2 separate regions of the Homo sapiens genome follow, and region 1 is linked to region 2. A link is an interaction called in ENCODE POLR2A ChIA-PET data of the cell type or tissue named here. Cell type or tissue: Panc1. All regions are shown on one strand. Links, peaks and the distances in the headings refer to the core of each region. The heading gives the core; the rest is flanking DNA. Region 1 overlaps SPSB1 (splA/ryanodine receptor domain and SOCS box containing 1). Region 2 has its middle 23 kb from the start of LINC02606.

Region 1 (8,324 bases), core at 199-8,198, 87 kb after region 2:
CAGACGCTCAAAGCCGCCAGCCCAGCCAGGGCACTTCGTGAGAGCGAAAAGGCTGAGTGCCGGGACAGAGGCCCCATGGATACCCCCCTCCAACATGGCAGCAGGAAGGAATGTCCGGCAGGTGGCTGCAGAGGCCGCAAAGTCCTCGAAGGCCGGAGCTGGGGAGGGGCGGCCGCCTGGCCCGTCCACCACCAGCATCAAAGAGTGACAGCCAGACACTGTCACCGTGGGGAAGGTCACATCTGGGTCAGTGCTGGCGGCACGGGAAGGGAGTGACCTATTTCCAAGGCCCATTCAGGAACCTCCTTGCAAGCCCAGACGTCTGACGCAGCCAGACAACAAAAAAAGGGGCTGAGAAGAGCGTCCGGGCGGGTGGGGTGGGTGCGGGCTGGAGGTGCCTGGTGACCTAACGCAGCGCTTCCCTACACGTCAGGGCTGCCTGCCCCCGCTGACCATCAGACCGGCCAGAACAAGACCCAAGCTCCAAGTCAACATCCCTCTCCGACACCTGCCACCTTGTGTGCTGGCTCTCCTCAGCCTCCAGAATATTCCAGCCACAGTGGAACCTGCAGGTGGTCCTGGCCTCCCCAGAATCTGGCCCAAGATTCTCCCCACACCACCTCCCACCTCTGTCCGCAACGATGCCACTTCTCAGGGGCTTGAAAGAAAACTCATCAGCTACGAACCCTGAGCCCTCATCATGATTGCCATCCCTCCTCAATTAACCATCAGATTAGGGCTTTAAATGCCTCTGGCCAAGGGCCCAGTAGGTGACAGATCGTGCAGGTGAGCAGGCGCCTTTTGGGACAGGAATAACAAAAGAGAATCTGCTGAAAACGTGCAAAAATGAGAGCGAGGCACGGACTTTGGAGCTGACAACCCTGCGTTCTAATCCCAGCTCTGCCCTTACCGGCTATAACCTGAGAGACTTTCCGAACCTCAGTTTCCCCACCTGCAAACCGAGGCTAATAGCCCTGTCTCACTGGGATGATGTGGGGATTAGAGGAGACGATGCTGGTACTCTACTCAGCCTGATGCATTTTTAAGTGCTGATTAAAGAGAAGCCACAGAGGTGAGTCCAAGGCAAAGACGGAGCCAGCCTCGACCACCAGGAGCTAAGTCCTGGGAATGTGGGTCGTTAATAAAGAGCCATTCAAGCCCCTTGCAGGATGGGTGCTCGGGGAGTGCACATATTTACATCACCTGCCCAGTGTGATTCCCAGGTACACATCACCTGGGGATGGTTGGGCCCATCTATAAAACAGACATTGTGGTTGTCCCCCACAGGGTTAGAGGTGACTGGAGAGCCCAGAGCAGGATCACTCGTCAATGGCACCTACGGGTATTAATCTTGCTGCTGTCATATTCCCCACCCCACTCTGCCCATAAAACACCACCCAAGATACTTCTGCCACTGAAGAGCCTCTCCCGTGGTCTCTGCGGTGCCCCTGGCCAGTCTCCCAGCCTCTCAGAGTCCTCCTCCTCCACCGACTCAGAGTCATGTGATTCACATCTTAAGATCTCTGCCATCAGGCTGGTCCTGGAGTCAAGGGCACATTACAGTGACAATCAGCAGCATTTTTTTTTTTATTTAAAGGTGAAGCTCACGGTCGACGGGTCTCAGATGTGATGAAACACAGCATTAGCGAGCTGCCTATGCATCGGTCTCCCTCACTGACTCATCAGTCTCTCAAACACCCTCTTCCCCGTTCTGAGCTGAATCCTTGGCACGCAGTAAGTGTTCGGTAAAGGTCTGGAGAACAGAACTGCTGAGACACTTCTCTATCGGGCACCAAGGTGACGAATAACGGGTCAGGACAAGTTCCGTAAAATCACACAGGATCCGCTCTCTCCCAAGAATGGGCCCTGGAGCTCGGAGCCCACCCCCTGCCATCGGGCTGTCTAGAGCTCCACCACACACACGGGCTTTCTCTGTAAGGAGTTCTTCCTTCACCCTGGATGTGCCATCAACCCAGAAACTCGACGCTCGAAGGAGTCAGCTAAGCCCCAAGAATGTAAATGTTTAAGGCCCACCGCCTGAGACGCCTCTGCAGACTAAACTAAGAAGGTTTAAGAGCTTTTTCCAGCTTTGTGTTTTGGGGGGATTTTTTGGTTGTTGTTTTCTTTTCGGGGGAGGGGTAGAAGGAAAAGGCTGAAAGGGAAACAGGACTATTTCCAGTACCTGTAATTACACGGCTGCCTTTTCCAGCCAGAATCCCCCGCACAGCAACTCCCACTGCCTTGGCCTGGAGAGTGGCAGCCAGGGACTCGGGAAGGAGATTTTAAGCAGGGGAGGGGGACCTTCCACTGGAGCCTGGCAGGGGGAGGGGTTTGGCCCCTCCCCATCAGGCCAGCCTTTCGTGGCCAGAGCTCACTCTAACTCCATCCTGCTAAACCCGGCGCAGGACGTTGTAGCTTCCAAACCACCAGTGACATAAATTTAAAATCCCCCACGAGGAAACAAGAAACACGGAGTCACCCTCCAGGCACCTTCAAAAGGAAGGTCGTGGCCAGCCAGAGCCGAGAGAGGCGAGCCCGGGGTGCAGTCACGACCCTAAGTCACCAGGGTAGGGCAATGTCTAGAAAATGATCAGAGATTTGGGGCAAGTCAGTTTCTCCTGCTCCATTGCTCCAAATACTTGCAAAATGGAAGAGAGGGCTGCGTGCTTCCTCTGTGTATCAAGGAACAACTTAGATGCACGGAGCGAGGCCACTATACACAAAACATCTCAGTAGCAGCGTGCTATGGAACGCCAAGGGAAACGGCTTCTCCCAGCCCTCGAGAGGCCTCCCAATCAAATGGCGGAGATGGGGCCACCCCATATCTGCACACACGTGGGGCAGGGCAGGGGGAGGAAAGGTGAAAGGAGGCAAAGTCCCCGGGAGCTTTCAGCCATCTGGCTGGGATGGAGGAGGCGACACAGACACAGAGGACAGTCCCGGCCCAAGAGGCAATAATGGCTGATGACCGCCCTGCAGTCTGTCTTGGTCGAGCTGCAACCCCCTGCCTAGAACAATGCTTGGCACACAGTGGGTGCTCCGCAAATATCTGTAGAAGGAAGTTTCTGCCATGCAAATTTAGGAGGAAGGCAAAGAGAAACTATAGTGGGGGGTGGGGCCGGTGAGAAGCAGACGCCTGGACACCTGGGGTCCCTGGCGGCCTGCCCTGAGCAGGTGAGTCTAGCTGCACACACAGCAAGAGTCACCTGGCCCAGGGGGCTCGAAGCACAGACTCCCCTCCACCCCTGAGAAGTCGAGGGTCCTGCCTCTGACCCCAGGGACCAGGCCTGCAGGTGGCCAGCTCAGGGGCCGGCTATGGTCCTCCCAGGAGGTCTGGGGCTAGATAGGCGGGGAGGCTGCTTCCCACCTGCAGCCAGGTGGCGACTGGCTGGGCCAGCAGCTCCAGTGGCCACAGAAACAGCGGGTGTGGATGTGAGGGCTCACTCAAAGGCTCATGGAACCAGTCACCCCGCCACCCCAGGCCGACTTCCCTGTAGTACCCTCCCTTCACTACAGCGGACCTTTGGGGGCTGCTCTGCACTGCAGATCTGGCCGGGCCAGACGAGCAGGCTTGGCCTCCCGCAGCATCCTCTGCACCAGCCGGAACGGAATACCAGCCCGGTACGGAACATCAGCCACCGTGAGACACAGCATGCGCAGGCCAGAGGGCCTGACCCAAGCGCTCCCCACCTCCTCCACTCGACTTCAGCGGGGAGCACAGTGGCCCAGGAGTCCCACAAGGAAGGCATGGGGACAGCAGGGCCTCGGAGCCTCTCATCCCACCCCTGTACTTTGAGATCCTAGAGGGAGGAGAAGGAGGAAGAGGAGGGAGGAAGGAGGAGGGAGGAGGGAGGAGAAGCAAAGCACCTGACCTGTGGGGGCTGGGTGTGTTCCCCGCCTTGGTGAGCAACATGCCACGGCCAGGGCAGCGCACACATGTCCACATGCTGACCCGCAGCCCACAGTGCTGCCTGCCTTGGTGCCCTCCCTGTGCCACCCCCCTGGTCCCCCCACTTCCCAGGTCCTACCTCCTCTTTTGTTGTTGTTACTGTTGTTTTGTTTTTTTTGAGATGGAGTCTCACTCTGTTGCCCAGGCTAGAGTGCAGTGGTGTGATCTTGGCTCACTGCAACCTCTGCCTCCTCCCAGGTTCAAGCAATTCTCCCACCTCAGCCTCTGGAGCAGCTGGGATTACAGGGGTGCGCCACCATGCCCGGCTAATTTTTTTGTATTTTTAGTAGAGACAGGTTTCGCCATGTTGCCCAGGCATGACCTCAGGTGATGTGCCCGCCTCAGCCTCCCAAAGTACTGGGATTACAGGTGTGAGCCACTGCGCCCGGCCCTACCACGTCTTTAGGACTCACTGCAGGACACCGCAGGCTGGACTCCTCTTTTGTCACCCTGTGTTACAATCACCAGCTCATGTGACTGTCCCCCACTATATGCAGTGAGTCCTTGGAGACAGGGACCCTGTCCTGCTGTACATCCAGAGCCTGACAGAGGCCCTGATCTGAGTGAGCTGCCCGAATTGCTGAATGGACAGAAGAACAACCCTCTGAATGGTGGAAACAGCTGCCTCCGAGGCACCAGCCACACGGTCTGGCTTTGGTCAATCCTGCACGATTCCGCAAGGTAAGTCTCACACCCATTCTTACAGATGTGGAAACCAAGGCTCAAAGAGGCTGAGTAACTTGTCCAGGATCCAGGTTGGAAGCCAGATTCCAAACTCAGGGTCTTCCTTGGATGCTGGAAACCTGGGAGTGGAGGAAGGAGGGTGGTCTTGAGGACAAAGAGGAACATGGCAGGGGGGCTTCGTGGGCGATAGGAGAGGACGCTGTCCCCATTCCCTGTCTGTCCGCAAGGCAGCCTGGAAATGCTGTGCCTCAGGCAGGGTCCTACACTGTCAGCCAAGAAAGCAAGGAGGCAGAGGCCGGAGAGAACAACCAGCAAGGGAGGCGTGGGTGGGCAGAGACCCAAGCGGGCGGAGGACCCGTCACTGTTCTGCTGCCGGCTGCATTCGTGGTGGAGGATCTGGGGGCATCATGGGCCTCCGGGTGCCCACACCCACCTTCCCCCACTGCCTGCTGTCAGCCCAGACCCCAGGGCCCCACCCTCACTGGGCCACAGGGAACGTCATCTCTCCCTAAGCTGCAGCTTCCCAGAACAATCGCTGCGTTTCCCCAACCTGCCCGGAAAGGGGAATGAGTGCAGCTGCTTCCTCTCCCCACCTGGCACGTCACCAAACCTGCGACTGTCCACCCAGCTTCCTCTGGTTCCACAGATGCTCGGGCCGAGCCTGGCACACAGGGGCCCTTAACAAACTCGCGGAGCGAATGGTGTGCCAAGGAAGCAAGAAACTCCCACCAAAGCGACCCGCCAATCTGCAGGGTCTCAAAAAAAAAAAAAAAAAAATTGGTTCCCTCGCCACCGGAAATCACCTACATAAGGCTCTGAAACTGTCTTTTCTGGCCAGGCACGGTGACTCACGCCTGTAATCCCAACACTCTGGGAGGCCAAGGAGGGTGGACTGCTTCAGCTCAGGAGTTTGAGACCAGCCTGGCAATAGGGTGAAACCCCAACTCTACAAAAAATACAAAATACAAAAATATATATATATCTGGGCGTGGTAGTGCATACCTGAGGTCCCAGCTACTCAAGAGGCTGAGGTGTGAGGATCCCCGAGCCTGGGAGGCAGAAGCCGCAGTGAGCTTTGTCCCCAGCCTGGGTGACAAAGCAAGACTCTGTCTCAAAAACAAACGACAAAAAACCTGTCTGTTCTCACCTGGTGGTCTGAAAATCTCTACCACACGCCCCCACACCCCTTCTCCCAGATACCTAAACCAAATCCTGGAGTCAGATTGATTTCGGTGATGACTTTTATCAAGCACTTACTATATACCGGGTATCATCAAAGCTCCCAGTGGTTTTGCACACACATGCCACCTTCCGCCAGTGACATTTATTCCCTTCTTCCCTTCCTCCTCCCTCTCCAGTGCTTACACATCCCAAGGCCCAGTTTCAGCATCACCTCCTCCAGGAAGCCTTCCCAGATTCACCTGCTGAGAGTAAACCCTGATCCCCAAGGCCAGAACCTTGCTGGCCTCTAAGCACCTTTCTCACCCTCTGCCTAGTATAATATATTATTTGTGAGTTCTCTCTTTCCTTCGCGAGAGCACCGGAAGCAAACCCTCACAGGCCAGGTTAAGGATTCTAAATTCCACCGTGTGTTTCCACTTGGAAGCAGGAAGGTGCATCCAAGGTGAGGCCTGGCCCTGCTACGGGGCCTGGGATCTCTGCGATCAGAAGGAGAGCACCAGGCAGCTCCCTCTACCCGGGGGCACTCTTATACCCGCATTTCACAGATGGAAACTGAGGCTCAGAGAGGTCACAAGGTCCGGCCAGGTCATAGGAGCAGGGAGAACCGAGGTGGAAAGCCAGCCACCTCCCAAGCTGGGCTCGAAGCTGCTGCGGCCCCCAGACCCAGACCCAATGCCGCTTCCGGGGCGGTCTCCCCTGGAGAAGCAGCCGTGGTCCTGACGAAGGCCCGTGCCGCGCCACAGGAATCCGGGAGTCACGGCTGACCACCTGCGCCTGTGCCCCAAGATGGCGGGAACGGGTGGGCTCTAAGGTAGCAAAACGCTCCCAGCCTTTCGTAAATGGCAGCCCCTGAACCCGCTTCGATCAGCCCCCCCCTCCTCGCCATCCAGCACCTCAAGGCGTGATGCCTGGCCCAGCAGCAGCCCCCTAGGACCCTGCCCTACGTGCCCATCAAAGTCTGCTCTGCTTGCTGAGTACCAGTATCACCTGGTTGAGCCCGTGTGGGGACACACACACAAGCACATATGCACACACATAAATACACGTGCACACATGCCCCTCCCTTGTGCCCCAGGGGCTGTCTCTCACCTCTGCCCTAGCACAGTCTAGCATGCCAAGGGACGCCCCCATCTCCAACTCACCCAAAGCAGGTGACTCACCCACAGGGAGGGTCTCCTTCCCAGGCCAGGTCTCCTGGGGGTGCCGGAGCCCCAGGGTCAGGGAGGCCGGCTGTCTGACCTGGCACCTTCCTCTTCACCCAGGTCCCCACCCCCTGCCAGCCCAGGGCAAGGCTGAGTCAGGAAGAACACAGGACCACCGTGGTGCCCTCAGCAGGACCCGGAGACCACTGTGCCGCTGCGGACCCACCACCTCCCTGACCTTGGGCACCTGGTCCCAGTTTGCAAATGACTAAGCAATTTCCACCTCTGAACCCGTCTGCCAAGAGGCCCCGCTGGCTGCAGAACTGCACCAGGATGCCCGGAGCCGCACGCGTGAAACCCGTAACTGGCGAGCCCTCTTCTTGGGAAAGAAAACTCCATGTTTTGTTTTGTTTTGTTTTGTTTTCCCCTTAAATGAAACAAATCCACCCACATAGTTACTGGAAACTCAAGCATGTGAAACTGAACCGTTTGCAAAGAGAATTAGTCAGCAACCTTGTGAGCAGTGCGGTCCCTCCGTAGGTGGGGCTGCCTGTGCTCCTGAGGCCCCCCACCAACTCCCCACTCAGTGTTCTTTGCTGCACGTGATGCCCTAGTAGAGGGTCGAAACCAGGCTGCATCCCACAGGTGGAGGGCAAGGTCACTGGCATCAGGCCAAGGGTGCCATGCACATGTCACTGTGGGCCTCAGAGTGTGCATCACTCGATGGTTAGAAGCTGCAGCTCAGGAGTCACATTCACATTCAGCTCCCACCCCGTCATGTGACTCGAGCCTCTCCAGGTCTTGGTTTCCTCATCTGTAAAACGGGGAGAGCAGAAACCACAAGGTGTGTGTGTTGTATTGTAAAGACTTGCGTGAGACAACGACACAAGAAGCTTTGTGCCTGGTACCCAAAAGGCAGCCACAAAGTCCTGACTGCTGCTGCGATGCCTTCCTGTGGGAGAGCTAACGTGGGTGGGCAACACTGGCACGGGGCTGTGTCCCTTGGAGCCAGTACGGGGTCTTTTGTCGCAGTGGAATCTGCTGAGCTGGTTCCCAGCCCTACTGCTTTGTCCGTGATGCGGCATGGGGAGGCAGGCAGAGGGCCAGGCTGGGTGCCGGCAGGTGCAGCTCTTGTCCCAGCCCCGCTGAGCTTCTCAGCCTTGCCCTCCTCACCTCTACAGAGAGGGGAGATTCATCCCACAAGATGTTGTATTTTAAACCAGTGCAATGCTGTGTCTTTAAAAATAAACAAACAAAAATCCCACTGAATTATTTGCCAACATCTTAAAAAGTCTGGATTCTTGACTTCAAAAGGAATACTACAGTGCCAAGGACTCCACTCCCTCAGGTAAGAGAGGCCACTCCTG
Region 2 (8,324 bases), core at 136-8,135:
TTGCACTGAGCCGAGATTGTGCCACTGCACTCCAGCTTGGGCCACAGAGTGAGACTCCAAAACAAAAAGTTAATATTGCAAATTAAACTTGAAAGTGAATTGTACTTCTAGCAATAACATTGTGAATAGTACAAAAGATAAGGAACTATTCTCCCAGTATTCAAAGCTGTTATCCAATTTAGCAAAAAAAAGTAAAGTTCCAATATATAGTTGTCCCTTGGTATCCCAGACCCAGCCACCCAGGTGGAAGAAGGAGCCCAGGACCTGGAGGACACAGAACAGTGGAGGTGTCAGGCCAGGCCTGTGAGGTTTGGAGCTGGACCTGAACAGGATGGGGCCTCCAACTCTATCACTCCCACCCACCAAAGGGCAAGCTGGGCCCTGGCAAGTTGCAGGCCGAGAGTTTGGAAGCATAGGCTCCAGGTGTGAGTTCAAACCCTGGCTGTGACATTTATTTATTTATTTTTTTATTTTGAGACGGAGTCTCACTCTGTCACCAGGCTGAAGTGCAGCGGCGCAATCTAGGCTCACCGCAACTTCCACCTCCCGGGTTCAAGAAATTATCTTGCCTCAGCCTCCCAAGTAGCTGGGATTACAGGTACGCACCACCACGCCCGGCTGATTTTGTATTTTTAGTAGAGACGGGGTTTCTCCATGTTGGTCAGGCTGGTTTTGAACTCCCGACCTCAGATCCTGACATTTATAAGCTTCAATCTTGGGCAACCACTTACCTTCCTTCCCTGAGCCCTTGTTGTCCCATCTGGACCCATTAGTTTCAGGACCCTCCCTTGGATACCAAAATCCACGAATGCTCAAATCCCTTATATAAATTGGTGTAGTAGTTGCATATAACCTACACATATCCTCTCGTATATCTGAAATCATTTCTACACTACTTATAATACCTAATACAATGTAAATGCGGTGTAAATAGTTGTTATACTGTATTGTTTAGGAAATAATGACAAAAATAAGAAGTCTGTACATGTTTGGTACAGATGCAACCGTCCATTTTTTTTGAATGAATATTTTAGATCCATGGTTAGTTGAATCCATAAATGTGAAATCCACAGATTTAAAGGGCCTGCCGAATGTCTTTTTTGTTTCACTGTTTCTTACTCATTGACATACATGAAAATGCCAATCAACCCTCATATTAGAATCACACTCACTCATCAATACCATGAGCTATTTCTGGGCCAGGCTCAGTGGCTCACGCCTGTAATCCCAGCACTTTGGGAGGCCGAGGTGGGTGGATCACGAGGTCAGGAGTTTGAGACCAGCCTGACCAACATGGTGAAACCCCATCTCTACTAAAAATACAAAAATTAGCCGGGTGTGGTGTTGGGCGCCTGTAATCCCAGCTACTCAGGAGGCTGAGGCAGGAGAATTGCTTGAACCCGGGAGGTGGAGGTTGCAGTGAGCTGAGATTACGCCATTGCACTCCAGTCTGGGTGACACAGCAAGACTCCATCTCAAAAAAAACAAAACAAAACAAAACAAAAACCAAAAAAAACTATGAGCTATTTCTTTTGTTGGGTCAGGTAGTAATCAAGCACTTATTTGTGGTAGGATTTATACTCTATGTTCACATATGTATGTGTACTCTCCCCCACCCCAACCTGCCCTCCAGATAGCTGGTTGTTCAGCATTTACCCCGCACAGCACAGAATGTGGCCATGGATGTGAAAATTCTTACCACAGAGACAGGGCTCCACGATGTCAGCTCAGCGATGGCCCTGTGGCTGGAACCCTTTGGAAAGGCGACATGTGTGTCTGAGTTGAGGTGGAAACTAGTTCTTTTTTTTTTTTTTCTGAGACTAAATCTCGCTCTGTCACCCAGGCTGGAGTTCAGTGGCATGATCTCGGCTCACTACAACCTCCTCCTCCCGGGTTCAAGCAATTCCTCTGCCTCAGCCTCCTGAGCAGCTGGGATTACAGGCGCATGCCACCATGCCCGGCTAATTTTTGTATTTTTAGTAGAGATGGGGTTTCACCATATTGGCCAGGCTGGTCTCGAACTCCCGACCTCGTGATCTGCCTGCCTTGGCCTCCCAAAGTGCTGGGATTACAGACATGAGCCACTGCGCCCAGCCAGAACTAGTTCTTTTACTTTATTTATTTATTTATTTATTTGAGATGGAGTCTCACTCTATCACCCAGGCTGGAGTGCCATGGCACGATCTGGACTCACTGCAACCTCTGCCTCCTGGGCTCAAGCAATCCTCCTGCCTCAGCTTCTCAAGCAGCTGGGACCACAGACATGTGCCACAATGCCTAGCTAATTTTTGTAGTTTTGATAGAGACAGAGTTTCACCATGTTGCCCAGGCTTGTCTCAAACTCCTGAGCTCAAGTGATCCTCTTGCCTTGGCCTGTCAAAGTGCTGGGATTACAGGCATGAGCCAATGTGCCTGGCTGAGTTATTTTACTTTATTTATTTATGTGTTTATTTATTTTGAGACAAGGTCTCACTATGTTTCCCAGGCTGATCTTGAACTCCTGGGCTCAAGCCATCCTCTCACCTCAGCCTCCCATGGTGCTGAGATTACAGGCATGAGCCACCACCCCTGGCCAGAACTAGTTCTTGTAATCATGGCCTGGAGGTCCCACTGTCCCTTCCCATGAAGACACCTTGGATGGGCGTGTTCTGGGCACAGGTGAGGTATCTGGGAACTCCAGGGGGGAGCCACCTGGTTTGGGCAGATCCAGTGCCCACCCATCTTGGGAGCTGGTCCAGGAACCCCAGGTTAACCTGGACTGAACAGGTTGGAAGGGCAGGATCAGGGCCTAGGTGACTTCTTGTGGTTGGGGGTCAGGGGAGGCCTTGAGGAGCACACTCTGAGTGAGCCCAGCCCAGCAGACAAAATTTGAGCTCTGGGTCATTTGCACTGAGTCATTTGTTCATTCGTTCAAACAGCATTCAAGAAGCATCGTTCAAACAGCATTCAAGAAGCATCTGGTCTGCACCAACACTGGGCTGGGTCACACAGCTCATTTATCTTTTTTTTTTTTTTCGAGATGGAGTCTTGCTCTGTCACCCAGGCTGGAGTTCAGTGGTGCCATCTCGGCTCACTACAACCTCCACCTCCCAGGTTCAAGCGATTCCCTTGCCTCAGCCTCCCGAGTAACTGGGACGACAGGTGTGTACCACAAATTTTTATATTTTTAGTAGAGACGGGGTTTCACCATGTTGGCCAGGTTGGTCTTAAATGCCTGACCCCAGGTGATCCACATGCCTCGGCCTCCCAAAGTGCTGGGATTACAGGCGTGAGCCACCGTGCCTGGCCATTTATCTTTCTTGATACTTAATATAGACTATTGTTACCTTTGCTGATAGTTTGTTGATACTGGAATGGATTGTTATGGATGATTACCATGTTCCAGACCAGGCTCTGTGGTGAACAAGGCTCTCATGGAGCTTGTAGTTTCATGGGAGATAATGAAGTAACCAGGAAATTCCAACATCGACCTGGGGTCTATGAATGGGCTTGGAAGAGGGGTGTCTGTAAATCCTCTGCAGTGGGGATTGTGTGTGTGTGTGTGTGTGTGTGTCTCAGGAGGGGGCTCCCAGGCTAGGACCTTCCCAAAGTCCAGACACAATTGTAATAGAGTGTAATCAGTGTGATGACAGGAAGTTCAGGGTGCAACAGACGGGCTGGGGGTGCGGGAGGGCTCCAAGGAGAAAGGCAGAGTGGAGAGCAAGAATATTCTTGGCGAAAGAAACAGGCCCTGGAAACTTGAGAGGGCTGCTGGAGTTGGTGGTGGTGGTTGTGGGGTGATAGCAGGTGCAGGAACAGACGGGCCTGATCAGGAAGATATGTAAATAGTGACTCTAAGCGCGGCTCTCTAGTTAAGCACATAAGCACATGTTGGTGGAGTGAAAATGATCAGGAGACAGGAAGCTTGCACCTGAACGTCTACAAGGGAGGAATGAAAGATTCTTGAATATCTGAGGACACCCTTCCTGGGGAATTTCATCCAAACCCCCTTCTTATGCCCCCTCATAGCTGAAATCCCCTCACAGTGTTCTGCACCCCTACCCCTTAGGTAGCTAGATTTAGCAAGTATACAGGTCACTCAGTTAAATTTGAATTTCAGATAATCCATAAATAACTTTTTTTTTTTTTTTGAGATGGAGTCTCCTTCTGTCACCCAGGCTGGAGTGCAGTGGCACAATCTCAGCTCACTGGCACCCCTGCCTTCAGGGTTCAAGTAATTATCCTGCCTCAGCCTCCCAAGTAGCTGGGACTACAAGTATGCACCACCACGCCCTGCTAATTTTTTGTATTTTTGGTAGAGATGGGGTTTCCCCATGTTGGCCAGGCTGGTCTCAAACTCCTGACCTCGAGTGATCCACCCACCTTGGCCTCCCAAAGTGCTGGGATTACAGGCGAGAGCCACGGCAGCCAGCCCACAAACAACTTTTTAGTGTATGTGCCGTACAACATTTGGCAACTCTACACTGCCAGCGCCTGCCTGAGCTGGTCCCTTGGCCAGCGTTCCCTCTCTCCAGCCATCCCTCTGGGTGGGTTAGCTGCTGAGTGAGATGGGCTGGGCTGAGCTCAGCATGAAAGCAGGAATCTGGGGTCAGAACCAGATGCAAGGAGGAGTCCAGGATCGGGAGGACACAGAGCAATGGAGGTGTCAGGCCAGGCCTATAAGGTTCAGAGCTGGACCTGAACAGGATGGGGCCTCCAACTCTATCACCCCCACCCACCAAAGGGCAAGCTGGACTCTGGCAAGTTGCAGGCTGAGAGTTTGGAAGTACAGGCCCCAGGTCTGAGTTCAAACCCTGACCCTGACATTTATAAGCTGTGATCTTGGGTGGCCACTTACCTTCCTTCTCTGAGCCCTTGTTGTCCCATCTATCAAACGGTAATATTAATACTAAACAGAGGTGGTTGTGAAGATTACAGGGGACATGGGGCACTCAGCACAGTGTCTGGTGTATCCTGAGTGCTCAATAAATGGTAGGCATGATCGTCACGTATGCTATTATGTATCTTTATACAATAATTATTTATGACAATAAGAAGTTATTATTCCTATAGACTGGACTTTTATTTCTGCTATCTTCCCAGCATCTAGAACGATGCCTAGAACACAGCAGGAGCTCAGCAATTATGTGCTGAAAGGCTACACGATGGCAGAACGGGCTTCGCCTGCAGGGAGCTGGTACGGGACCAGACACCCAGCATTTGGGAGGGTGGCCCATCCCACTCCCACGGACCAAACCACCCAGATTGCCCCAAGGATAAATAAACAAGACACAAGGGGACATAGAAACCCAGGCTGAAATGTGTGGCCTCCTTTCAGTTGAGTTCTGGGCAATCAGCTCCTTTCCAGCCTGTGACAGGAGGTGGGTGGCTGCAGGGGGCAGCTCTGAATCCTGACTCATGTCAAGGGCCTGTGAGGTGAACAGTCTTGATCCGTTCCTCCAAGGCAGACAGAGAGGAGCCAGCAAAACAAATGCAGGATGAGCAAGGCACAACTGGGTGTTCTCACCTGGCCCCACCTCTGCGGCTTCCACCACGCCTGGCTGGTATGGCCACAAGACGTCCCCAACACCCATGCCTGAGGACAGAGTACTGGCTCCATGGTTATTTGGACAAACACACCTTCAAATTCCTGGTACCCCATTGGAGATGCCCCACAGCCCTGGCATGTCTGAAAACCGAGCCCTTGACCTTCTCCCGCTCCAACCCTGCTGCTCCCTGGGTCTTCCACCTCTGTGAGTGGCACCTTCCTTCTCCCGGTTCTCCTGCCAGACAGCATGAGTTCTCTCCCCTCCCATACCCTCTTTCCCCATATCCTGGCTGCTCCTGCAGATTCGACCTCCTAAATACCTCCCAACTCTCTCCACGCCCATGACCACCCTCCGGGTCCAAGTGTGCCTTCCTTGTCGCCTGATTACTCCCTGCCACGACCTGGCCCTGTCCCCCAGCCTCGTCTCCAGCAGCAATTCCTGGGCATGGGCCCTTGCCGGGCCACCCTCGGTCCTTATGCACACTGTTCTCCCTGCTTTGCTAGGCTACTTCCTGCTCAGCCCACAGGAGTCTGCCTTCTGGAAGACCACTGAAATATTCAAAAGTCAGTTGCGGACACAATGACACGTCCCTTCTCAATATTTCAGCAGGTACCTTCCAAAATCAAGGACAGTCTCCTGCATGGCCAAAAGTCCATTTCCATACTCAGGAGTTTAGCTTTGATGCAGGGATATTATGTAACATGCAATCCATGATTAAATTCTCCAAAAGACCCTGAAAGCAGCTGCTTCTTTTGCTTTAATGCACGTTCCACTCAAGAATCACACACTGGGGCCAGGCACTGTGGCTCATGCCTGTAATGCCAGCACCTTGGGAGGCCGAGGCGGGCAGATCGCTTGAGGCCAGGAGTTCGAGACCACTCTGGCCAACATGGTGAAACCCCGTCTCTACTAAAAATACAAAAATTGGCTGGGTGTGGTGGCTCACGCCTATAATCCCAGCACTTTGGGAGGCCAAGGTGGGTGGATCACCTGAGGTCGGGAGTTTGAGACCAGCCTGACCAACACGGAGAAACCCTGCCTCTACTAAGAATACAAAATTAGCCAGGTGTGGAGGCACGCACCTGTAATTCCAGCTACTAGGGAGGCTGAGGCAGGAGAATCGCTTGAACCAGGGAGGTGGAGGTTGTGGCGAGCCGAGATCGTGCCATTGCACTCCAGCCTGGGCAACAAGAGTGAAACTCCGTCTAAAAAAAAAATACAAAAATTAGCCAGGCGTGGTGGTGCACACTTGTAGTCCCAGCTACTCGGGAGGCTGAGGCAAGAGAATCACTTGAACCTGGGTGTACCTGGGAGGCAGAGGTTGCAGTGAGCCAAGATTGTGCCACTGTACTCTAGCCTGGGCGACAGAGGGAAACTCCGTCTCATAAAAACCAAAAAAACAAAAAACAAAACCCCAAAAAGAATCACACATTGCATTTGGTCGCACGTCCCTTTAGTCCTTGTGAATCCCCCCGCAGCACCCACACTCCTCACTGGGGAGCTGCAGTCCCCTGTGTACAGCGGCTTCCTGCACCACCTGCGTTCCCTCTGGACTGCAAGCTCTTGAGAGCAGAATCAAACCTGTCTTGGGTTTGGTGGCCTCTCCACCGCCCCAGAGTGCTTGATGTATGGAATATTCTTTGAAGTAGAATTGAGGAGATGACACAGATCCTGTGTGCTCATAACCGTTCTTTGCTTTCATGATAAAATCTGTCGTCCAGTAAAGAGGGCTACAGTTGTGGTGTTTTTTTTTTTTTTTTTTTGAGATGGAGTCTTGCTCTGTCGTCCAGGCTGGAGTGCAGCGGCCCCATCTCAGTTCACTGCAACCTCCGCCTCCTAGGTTCAAGCAATCCTCCCACTTCAGCCTCCCAAGTAGCTGGGATTACAAGCATGCATCACCACGCCTGGCTAATTTTTTTATTTTTAGAGACGCGGTTTCACCATGTTGGCCAGGCTGGTCTCAAACTCCTGACCTCAGGTGATCCACTCGTCTCAGCCTCCCAACGTGCTGGGATTGCAGGCGTGAGCCACCATGCCCAGCCGTGCTGTAGTTGGGTTTTAATTCAAACTCTCCCTCAGCCTAAACTGTGGAAAGTGTGAAAGTGTGGAAGGAGGAAAAGCAGCTTATCTTTGCCTGGCATGTTGTGTTGGCGTGAGATGCGATGTCCTTTTCTAGCGTGGAGAAAGGACAAGACACCCAGGCAGAGGTGTAGGGGGAAGGGCAGGGGGGGCCAAGGTGGCAGCTCCTTTCTGGCTCTTTCTGAGCCAGGGCCTCTGATGTTGCCCATCCTTCTGCACTCAGGGTCATTCCCAGGAGGTCTGGGGAGTTATGGTGAAAAGGAGCAGGCGAAGCAAGGAGACAGAAAATGCCTTCTGAGTTATCAGCCTGCGGGGGCCATTCGGTCCCCAAGGCCCTCTCACTGGCACAGAGCGCTATACGCTGGCTAGAAAAACAACAGCCTGGACGGGGTCTTTGGAGGGGCAGGAAGGCCCACATGGCCCTGCGAGACGGAGAGGTCATTAAAAGTCACCAATATTTATTGACACAGCCATGACTGTTCCTGGGACAGCTGTGAATCAGAGGAACTGCCGGGAATAACATTCAAAGGCCAGACTCACACTGTCTGACCAGCCGCCTGCCGGCCTCCCTCCCTCCCCTTCGCCCCCAGCACCAGGACGGGAACCTCGGCTGGGGCGGGTCCTGCCAGGCCCGAGGAGTCCTGGGTCCTGTATCAGGCATTGCAGACACAAGATGAAAGCAACAGGCCACCTGCTTTCTAGAACTCACTGCATGGG

What was found. ChIA-PET counts read pairs that join two places held together with the same protein. Peaks named below come from ENCODE experiments on the same cell type or tissue, not always from the same donor. Only the 100,000 strongest peaks of a DNase experiment are listed, where the experiment ranks them.
Region 1: POLR2A ChIA-PET joins it to region 2 with 13 read pairs; 3 of 35 experiments call an interaction of 5 or more read pairs at or near these places.

What each region holds. Positions count from the first base shown.
Region 1 is chr1:9,314,924-9,323,247 of GRCh38, reverse strand. All of the region lies in intron 1 of SPSB1 (splA/ryanodine receptor domain and SOCS box containing 1), which reads right to left. Among named protein-coding and RNA genes, the nearest start is that of SPSB1, 26 kb to the right of the region's middle. RefSeq lists silencers at 44-338, 6,267-6,440 and enhancers at 4,560-5,104, 5,105-5,649, 4,463-5,662. In Panc1, for the core only: no CTCF peak of the experiment used is centred there; no DNase peak of the experiment used is centred there; H3K4me3 peaks cover 1,040 bases; H3K27ac peaks cover 6,984 bases.
Region 2 is chr1:9,401,785-9,410,108 of GRCh38, reverse strand. No RefSeq gene overlaps it. Among named protein-coding and RNA genes, the nearest start is that of LINC02606, 23 kb to the left of the region's middle. In Panc1, for the core only: no CTCF peak of the experiment used is centred there; a DNase peak (open chromatin) is centred at 8,078; H3K27ac peaks cover 7,081 bases.